Regions from separate parts of the Homo sapiens genome. Here region 1 is linked to region 2. A link is an interaction called in ENCODE POLR2A ChIA-PET data of the cell type or tissue named here. Cell type or tissue: PC-9. All regions are shown on one strand.

Region 1 (5,000 bases), 1.0 Mb before region 2:
AAAATCTTACACAAAAACTTAACAAGCATTTCCATCTTATAAAATAAAATAAGATTCCGTCAGTAAGGTTTGGAGAGATTAGTTCTTAGCCCAGGTTATTCTCCTTTTTACATGATCCTTTCCTATACTAGCTACAGAATTGCAGAAAAATACTCCCTGGAGAGTGAGCTGGCTCACTTCCAATATTCAAATGTCCAGGTAAGGACTATTTGTCCCTCTCAACTTATAATCTTGTTAAATTGTGAGCAGCAGCCTCTGAAGACAGTGTCTCAATTTACCAAAACTATTAAAAATGTGTTTAGAGATATCTAGGAACCAGATGGCAGAATAGGACCTTTTAATCAATCTTCCAGGTGATAAACTGAAACTTACCATCTTTTCCTTCTCTTCTTTGTTCTCATCACTAACTTCAAAACAATGCATCAATCCAAACAGTTTAATTCCCTTATTACTCACCCAAACCACCCCAAAGTGTGAATTTCCCATCAGTTAATAAATAAATTGCAAGACCTTGAAAGAGAATACAGACAGAATAAATAAATGGAAAGATGCTCAGTGGTAAAGAAAAAGTTATTCTGACACTTGTTAAAATGGTAAGAAAGACTGGAAGACTTTGTTCAGGACTCTTGCAATAGGTGTTAAGACAATTGCAACAGAGGAGAGAGACTGAGCTCAACTCCAGATAGAGCAGAGACAGCTGGGGCTTTGTAGCCAATGAGCAGAGTGAGGGCTTCAGTGGATGGAACACTACTAAGGGGAGACATCAACGGTAGGAGGGATTCTTGCTAAACTGACTTAACAGGATTCTTGCTGAAGGCAGGTCAAGGGCTTATATATCAGAAGTAGGGGAAGAGGAACTTGATCAGATATCAAGGGTAATCAGACATCAAGGGTAAGAAATTTTCTCTAAAGTGACTTAGCAGGATTCTTGCTAAGACTGGCCTTCTGCAGGTTTGGCAAGAACAGGAGCTGAGGCTGAAGTCCAGTCCAGAGAGGGCTCGGAGAGGCCTGACTAAACTTTGGTCAAGGAGAGAATCTTTGTCATCAGTAAGTGGTAACTGTTACTAACAGAGCGACATCTTGACTTTGTCACTTGTCTGTCTGTCGATTTATTTCAGAGCACTCACATATCAGCTCTATTTTCTCTCCCATTTTTGCTGCTTTGGAATTTAATGGCTGAATTTAATATTCACTCTACCAAAATTCTACTACAAGTAATTAATTGACACATCCCAGGGAGGTGGATGTGATAGAATTTTAACTGCATCCCTGAAAATTATATGTTGCCATTTATAAGTTAAAAACCTGATTTGAGAGAGTTTCAAAATTGAGTCATTTATAGAGTCAAAAATTGTATGCTTTTACTCCAAAGACATTGGTTTGTGGAAGATGTTACTTGTCGAAGAAAAGATATTGTGTGCTAATAAAAATCAATAAGCTTCAAGGCCGGGTGCAGTGGCGCATGCCTGTAATCCCAGCACTTTGGGAGGCCGAGGCAAGCGGATCACTTGAGGTCAGGAGTTCGAGACCAGACTGGCAAACATGGTGAAACCCCATCTCTACTAAAAATACAAAAAATTAGCTGGGCATGGTGGCACATGCCTGTAATCCCAGCTACTCAGGAGGCTGAGGTGGGAGAATCACTGGAACCTGGGAGGTGGAGGTTGCAGTGAGCCGAGATTGCGCCACTGCACTCCAGCCTGGGAGACAGAGTGAGACTCCGTCTCAAAAAAAAAAAAAAAAAAAAAATTAATAAGCTTCAGAAAGCCACTCAGAAGTTGATCATTTGAGGTTTGTGTGAATTTTAATCCTATCACAAACTTGATTTGATAAGGTAGGAAACTTAAATTATCTACCTTAATTTCTTCATCTATAAAATGAGGATCATCATATAACACACGATTAATTTTTATATGTAATTATGGTAGAAGTAAGTGCTTCTGAAAGACTAACCTCCAAAGAAGATATATCCCTATTTAGTAAAATGGGATAAAATCACTTCCAGCCTGGAGCAGGCAGTGGGTGAGATGGATTCTCATGGTGCACGCATCTCTATGATTTTGTAAGTCTATGATTGCCCCGGATCTGGTAATGTCACTAGTTTTGAGTGGCATTGAGGGGCATAAAGAGAAGGAATCATGGTTATGGGGGAAAAAACAATCTCAATCTCCAATTTATCATCCCAGCTGATAAAAATTTGCTTCTATTCAAATTTGAAAGGGTACATATTTTTAAAAACCAAAAACATTTACTGGATGATTACAGAGCTGTGACAATAATGAAGCCAAATCAAATTGGACAAATATTATCCAGTACATAGAAGGCCCTTGGTAAATGTTTGTTGAATTAAATCTGAATATGAATGATTGCAAGGTATTTTGGAAATAAAAAACCATGAAATATTAGATATCAAAATATAAGAACCTAGTATTATTCAGGAAAAACTAAAAATCTAAATCTTACATGATTAGATTCCTAATCAATGATTCATCTCATTAGATTTTCTGAGAAATATTTAATTAATTAATATAAAGACTTTGGATTTTATTTATTTATTTATTTGAGACAGAGTCTGACTTTGTCGCCCAGGCTGGAGTGCAGTGGTGTAATCTCAGCTCACTGCAACCTCCACCTCCTGGGCTCAAGCCATGCTCCCACCTCAGCCTCCCGAGTAGCTGGAACTACAGGTATGCACCGTCATACCCAGCTAATTTTTGTATTTTTTGTAGAAACAAGATTTCGCTATGTTGCCCAGGCTAAGATTTTGGATTTTAAAATGATGTTTTGAATGTATTTTCTTGCCTTTTAGCTTGTGTTATTAGTTCATACATATTAGATATTTATCAGCAAATATTTATCGAGTGACTACTAGGTGTTAGGCACTATTCTAAGCATCAAGGAAGCAGAAGTGAACAAAACAGAAGTAAAATTCTATCCTCATGGAACTTATGTTAGAGTGGTAGAAACAAGTAAACATATATGTGTTATATAGACTGTCAAATGCTAATAAGTTATATTAGAGAAAGGTAAAACAGGGAAGGGGGAATGTGTTTTCATTAGAAGCAGTGGTCAGGGAAGCCTCCCTGAGAAGACACATCTGAGTAGTAACTGTTATTAACAGAACAATGTCTTGACTTTGCCATTTGTCTTTTTGTTAATTTATTTCAGAGCAGTCACAAATCAACTCTATTTTCTCTCCTTTTTTGTTGCTTTGAAATTTGATGCCTAAATTTAATATTCACTCTATTAAAATTCTACTACAAGTAATGAATTAACACATTCCATGGAGATGAAGGGTGGGGGCAGGGAGGAATGTAAGCCCTCGGAGTATCTGGGGGTCTCGCACCCCAGCCTTCCAGGTAGAGTGAACGGCAGCACCTGAAGAGGCTCCATGCTCTGGGTGTTTGAGGATTACAAAGAAGTTGCCATGGGCTGGAGTGGAGTGAACAGGGATGAGGGCAAAAGAACTTAGAGCAGAGGATAATATGGAATCCAACTGCATGGGATCTTTAGGTCAATATCAGAATTTGAGCTTTTAATCTGAAATGGGTGGCCATTCCAGTTTTGTAGGTATTTGTGTGTGTGTGTGTGTGTGTTTGTGTGTGTGTGTGTGTGTGTGTGTTAGTCAGGGTTCTCTAAAGGGACAAAACTAATAGGATATTTGTATATATGAAGGGGAGTTTATTAAGGAGAATTGACTCACATGATCACAAGGTAAAGTCCCACGATAGGACATCTGTAAGCTGAGGATCAAGGAAGCCAGTCCAAGTCCCAAAACCTCAAAAGTAGGGAAGCTGACAAGGCAGCCTTCAGTCTGGGGCCGAAGGCCCGAGAGCCCCTGGCAAACCACTGGTGTAAGTCCAAGAGTCCAAAAGCTGAAGAACTTGGAGTCTGATGTTCGAGGGGAACGTGGAAGAAAGATGAAGGCCAGAGGACTCAGAAAGTGTGCTCTTTCCACCTTCTTCTGCCTGCTTTACTCTAGATGCTCTGGCAGCTGATTAGGTGGTGCTCACCAGATTGAGGGTGGGGCTGCCTCTTCCAGTCCACTGACTCAAATGTTAATCCCCTTTGGCAACACCCTTAAGACATATGCAGATACAACACTTTGCATCCTTCAATCCAATCAAGTTGACACTCATTGTTAACCATCACAATGTGGTAACATAGACATGACATAAAATTTACCATTTTAACTGTTTTTAAATGTACAGTTCATTGCCATTAAGTAAACTCACATTGTTGGGCAACCATCACCACCATCCATCTCCAGAACTTTTTTATCTTCTCCAACTAAAACTCTGTACTCTTTAAACAATAACTCCCCATTGTCCACTATCCCCAGACTCTGGCAACTACTATTCTGCTTTCTGCCTCTATCTGTCTGCCTATTTCAGGTACATGATATAAGTGGAATCAAACAATGTTTTTACTTTTGTGATTGGCTTATTTCAGTTAGCATAATGTCCTCCAGATTCATCCATGTCGTAGTGTATATCAGAATTTGATTACTTTTTATTGCTGCATAATATTCCATTGTGTGTGTGTATATATATATACATATATATAGTATATATAGTATATATATACATACTATATATATGTATATATATATACACACACACAATGGAATATATGTTATATATATAGAGTTTGTTTATTCATCCATCCATGGATGCTCGGGTTATTTCCATCTTCTGGCTATTGCTCATAATGATGCTATGATCACTAGTATACAAACATCTGCCTGAGTCCCTGCTTTCACGTCTTTTGAGTGTATACCCAGAGTTGAAGTCATTTGAGACTTTTGAACAGACTGGTGACTTAAGTTTTTACTGTATTACTCTGGCTGCTGTGAGGAGAAGAGGCTGTAGAGAGACAAGGGTGAATGGAGGTGACCTAGTAAGAAGATAATTATTATTGAATCCTGAATATAGTTTGAAGGAGGAGCCCACAATGTTTGCTGCCAGATAGGTTGTTGAGAGTGAAAGAAAGAGAGGAGT
Region 2 (5,000 bases):
TTTAAATTAATTTTAACTATAGTCAACCTTACTAATTTCACAGATATAAATAATGCAAATTTCCCTCAACCCCTTTGCCCTTAGAGAAGCTTCCTCATACACACAACAAAGTCAGAACTAAATCAGACTCCCAATATGCCATTAGTTAGGTTGGGGAGGAGGCTTGGTAACTGAGAGCTGAGTTGAGGTCCCTAAGCCTTTCCCAGCCCCAGCTTGCTCTTCAATGCAGCTACCTATTCAGTCTACTATTCTCTCAGTGGCTTTATCTGTTACCATGCCTTTCCTACCAACACCGAGAAGCATCTTTAAATTCTGTGAAGTTTTGTCATATCTCCAAGTTACAGGGCAGTTGAGAGGCTACAGGTGATAAATTTTATGCTTACAGATAATAGTGTAAATGTATCCATAAACAAATTTTTCATTTCTGGGGACACAGAACAATGACTACATTTAAACACAGTGCATAGTAAAATATGTAACTGCAGGCAAGAGCAATCTGGAAATTTTAAATTAAAAATTTCTTAAAACAAAATTTTCTAATTTACTAATTTATAAAAGAAATATAACTACATGGGCCTTAATAAAAAATGTAAATACACTCTCACACACACCATATTCTAGAGAAGAACTATTACATCAAAATCCTAGCTTTGAATAACTTATTATTTTAAATAATCAGTAACTAAAACCAAGCAATCTATCACACAGAGAGGGGAAAAGGTAATATTCTGAGTTATAAATGTTTTACCCTGTCTGATAAAAATAGAAGCATAAAAGTTTAACTTAAATTTTTCCTGGATTTAAATTTATAGATAAATTTGTTTTTCAGTGAAATATCCTTAATAGCAATTTTACCAAGGAGGCCTTCTTCTGAAGGCCACCTCTGAAATAATTAGAGAATAAATGTCAATGGCATGATATTAAGATATTATTCGGGTGGGCACAGTGGCTCATGTCTGTAATCTCAGCACTTTGGAAGGCTGAGGCGGGCGGATCACAAGGTCAGGAGTTCAAGACCAGCCTGACCAATGTGGTGAAACCCTGTCTCTACTAAAGATATAAAAAATTAGCCGGGTGTGGTGGCATGCACCTGTAATCCCAGCTACTTGGGAGGCTGAGGCAGGAGAATCACTTGAACCCAGGAGGCAGAGGTTGCAGTGAGCTGAGATCGCACCATTGCACTCCAGGCTGGGCGAGACTCCGTGGAAAGAAATAAAGAAAAAAGAAAGAGAAAGGGAAGGAAGGAAGGAGAGAGAAAGAGAGAGAGAGAGAAAGAGAGAAAGACAAGAAAGAAAGAAAGGAAGGAAGGAAGGAAGGAAGGAAGGAAGGAAGGAAGGAAGAAAAGAAAGAAAGAAAGAAAGAAAAAGAAATTATTCATTCAAGAAAAGCATTTAGGGGCCAGATGCAGTGGCTCCTGTCTGTAATGCCAGCATTTTGGGAGGCCAAGGCAGTAGGATCACTTGAGGCCAGGAGTTCAGAGACCAGTCTGGGTAATGTAGCAAGACCTCATCTCTACAAAAAAATATTTAACGAATTAGCTCAGTGTGGTGACACATGCCTGTAGTCCCAGCTACTCAGGAGGCAGAGGCAGAAGGATGGCTTGAGCCCTGGAATTCAAGGCTGCAGTGAACTATGATGGTGCCATTGCACTCAAGCCTGGGTGACAGAGCAAGACTCTGTGCCCCCAGCCCCCAAAAAAAGAAAAAAAAGAAAGGAATTTAGGCAGGAAACTTTTCTATTGCTCTTAAAAGTAGTAGGGCCTAGACATGCAGAGGATGAGGCCAGGCACAATGGCTCACGCCTGTAACTCCAACACTTTGGGAGGCCGAGGCAGGCAGATCGCTTGAGCCCAGGAGTTCAAGACCAGGCTTTACAACATGGCAAAACCCTGTCTCTGCAAAAAAAAAAAAAAAAAAAAAAAAGCAAAAATTAGTCAGATGTGGTGGCACGTGCCTGTAGCCCCAGTTACTTGGGAGGCTGGGGTGGGTGGATCACCTGAACCCAGGAGGAGGAGGTTGCAATGACCCAAGTTCGCACTATTGTACTCCAGCCTGGGCAAGAGTGACACCTTGTCTCAAAAAAAAGAAAAAGAAAAAAGAAAATGTAGAGAATGGTATGACTCATGTTTTTTCAGGGTTTTCAAATATGTATCAAGGCACTAGATAACCTGACTCTAGAATTTGCTAAGAGTGTAGATATGCTGTCTTGCTGACTGAATAGCCCTATTATTCACATGCCAAAACTGAAACTGGGATAAGCAAATTTGAGAATAAGTCCTATCACCCAGACCTTTCCTTTCCTAATTTGTAGCTTCCATTTGTGTAATGAGGCCTAAAATCCTTTTTTGAACAGGTATACAGCAGAAAAGCAAACCTTTAAAGCAGTACAGAGTAAGAATTTAACAGATAATATGTAAGAGCAGAGTTTCTTAACTCAGCACTACTGACACTTTGAACTAGATACTTCTCTGTTGGGCAGCACTGTCCTGGGCATTATAGGATATTTAGTAGCACCCCTGGTTTATATTCATTACATGTCAGTAGCTCATCCCCTATCCAACATTCATGATAACCAAAAATCTTTCAAACATTGCCTAAAGTTTCCTGGGAAACAAAATTGTTTCCAGTTAAGAACCACTGCTTTAGAGAATTGTGATAAAATTCTATCATAACATAAAGATAAAATAATAGTACAAGTAGGATTATGTAGTCTACAATTTTCTGGGATTACTCACAACCTCTATCTTAGTATTTTTCCAATTTTAAAATTCTTGCTCTCACAATTTCTATATATGTCTAGATATCTACACTGCTGTGATAATCTTCATATATTCCCCTAAAAAATATAACATTAAAAACTCACAATACTCTCAAAACTCTGTGTTTCTTCTGTACCCTCTCATAATTTATCAAACTATACACTTCACTTCTCTATAAGTGTTAAGATTTCCCATCTCAGCATTCTGAATAACTTAAAATGAACAGACTTCTGACCAAGAAAGCAAATTAAATTTTCATTTCTCCATTAGAAAAAAACAAAGCCAGACTAAATAGAGAGAGCATGTTAAGTGTTTCCATATGGCTTTTTACTTCTAATGGTAAGTTTATCTGTGGTTTAAATGCTAAAAGGCTGATTTAACCAATTTTAAGTGATCCCATATCTGCAATCAATATGAAGTGTAATTAAGATGAGAAAAATAGGTATTGGGTTTCTGTAATTAACTTGAGATTAACATTAACAAAATTCAGCTTTGGTATTTCAGACAGAAATGGATAAGTTTATAAAACTACAATTTAATTCTTACTATCTAATTTTTGTCCTTCTATAAAAGTTTCTAGAGAAGCAGCATAGTTTTTTTTAATGGTATTCACATATCCTGCATGAACATATTTAAAACAAATTAACACACACACAAGATCTGGAAAATAGCCTTCTTTCTAAATAAAAACATTTAGTATTTTCTATTGTTGAAAGAAAAAATTTATTTTAAGCATATGTTAGTAAGCCAAGAGACTTTCTAAAATACTGTTAACATCTAGTATAATTTCCAGTAAAATTCAATTTTAGAACTTACTTCAGAAGGAATTTCACTTTAATTATACATACTTGCTTATTCCAAAATATAATTATACAAAGGAATTAAAGCAGTTTCTTACTTAAAGAATAAAGTTACACTTATCAACAGAAACAAGATGGGATATAAAGCACATAGATACAGAGCTTTCATAGCATTAAATGTAGCCTATTCAGCTTGGTTGAATAATAGGATGTTCACCAGTCAGTTAAATAGAGTAAATTCCAAATGATAAACAAAAAAGGAATGTGAAATGCATCAGTTTCATCTATACCCTGCAGTTATTTCAATCATCACTATTTTAAAATATATTAAGTATAGATCTCCTATCACATATTATGGTTAACAAAATAATAGAACTATAACTTTATATTTAAAATTGAATCATATCTCTGCTATAATATGTATAAATAATTTTACTACTTATAAAGCTTACAATGAACTCATTCAACAAATTAAACATCTATTATTTACAGTCCAAGCTCAACAAAAAGAGTAGCTATTGCATACCCTTTTCTCAGCACAGCAGTGGAATTATTTGGATTGAGTTCACGAGACTTCTTTACATCAGCAACAGCAACTATGTAGAAAAAGATGGGTTTTTGGCCAGGCATGGTGGCTCATGCCTGTAATCCCAGCACTTTGGGAGGCCAAGGCAGGTGGATCACGAGGTCAGCAGATCGAGACTAGTCTGGCTAACATGGTGAAACCCCGTCTCTACTAAAAAAAAAATACAAAAAATTAGCCGGGCATGGTGGCACGCGCCTGTAGTCCCAGCTACTCAGGAGGCTGAGGCAGGAGAATTACTTGAACCTGGGAGGCAGAGGTTGCAGTGAGCCAAGATTGTGCCACTGCACTCCAGTCTGGGTGACAGAGCAAGACTCCGTCTCAAAAAAAAAAAAAAGAAAGAAAGAAAAAGATGGGTTTTTCATCAGTTATTTACAGATTCTAGCAAATACAAACAGAATATGGATCAGTTTTAGATTTCTAAGTTTTCAAGTTGGTAGAAATGCCAGATGGTTTTAAATTTGGAAAAGCTAATCCAAGACAGAATTCAAATAAATGTTACTCTTGTACCTTCCTTTTGGCTGAACATTTAGCTTCCTTCCTAAAGCTCTTCAGTCAATGAATACAACTGTGTCACAAAATTCATCTCCTTTTCTCATTAGCATCATCTATGTAATTTGGCCAGGTGCAGTGGCTCACACCTGTAATCCCAGCACTCTGGGAGGCCAAGGTGGGCAGATCACCTGTGGTCAGGAGTTTGAGACCAGCCTGGCCAACATGGTGAAACCCCGTCTCTGCTAAAAATACAGAATTAGCCGGGCATGGTGGCATGTGCTTGTAGTCCCAGCTACCTGGGAGGCTGAGGCAGGAGAATCGCTTGAACCTGGAAGGCAGAGAGTGCAGTGAGCTGAGATCATGC

Evidence for each region. ChIA-PET counts read pairs that join two places held together with the same protein. Peaks named below come from ENCODE experiments on the same cell type or tissue, not always from the same donor. Only the 100,000 strongest peaks of a DNase experiment are listed, where the experiment ranks them.
Region 1: POLR2A ChIA-PET joins it to region 2 with 7 read pairs; 2 of 35 experiments call an interaction of 5 or more read pairs at or near these places.

What each region holds. Positions count from the first base shown.
Region 1 is chr13:39,901,118-39,906,117 of GRCh38, forward strand. No RefSeq gene overlaps it. Among named protein-coding and RNA genes, the nearest start is that of MIR4305, 240 kb to the left of the region's middle. In PC-9, no CTCF peak of the experiment used is centred here; no DNase peak of the experiment used is centred here.
Region 2 is chr13:40,908,430-40,913,429 of GRCh38, forward strand. It overlaps the pseudogene TPTE2P5 and the pseudogene SUGT1P3. Among named protein-coding and RNA genes, the nearest start is that of MIR621, 100 kb to the left of the region's middle. RefSeq lists an enhancer at 3,053-3,760. In PC-9, no CTCF peak of the experiment used is centred here; no DNase peak of the experiment used is centred here; H3K27ac peaks cover 424 bases.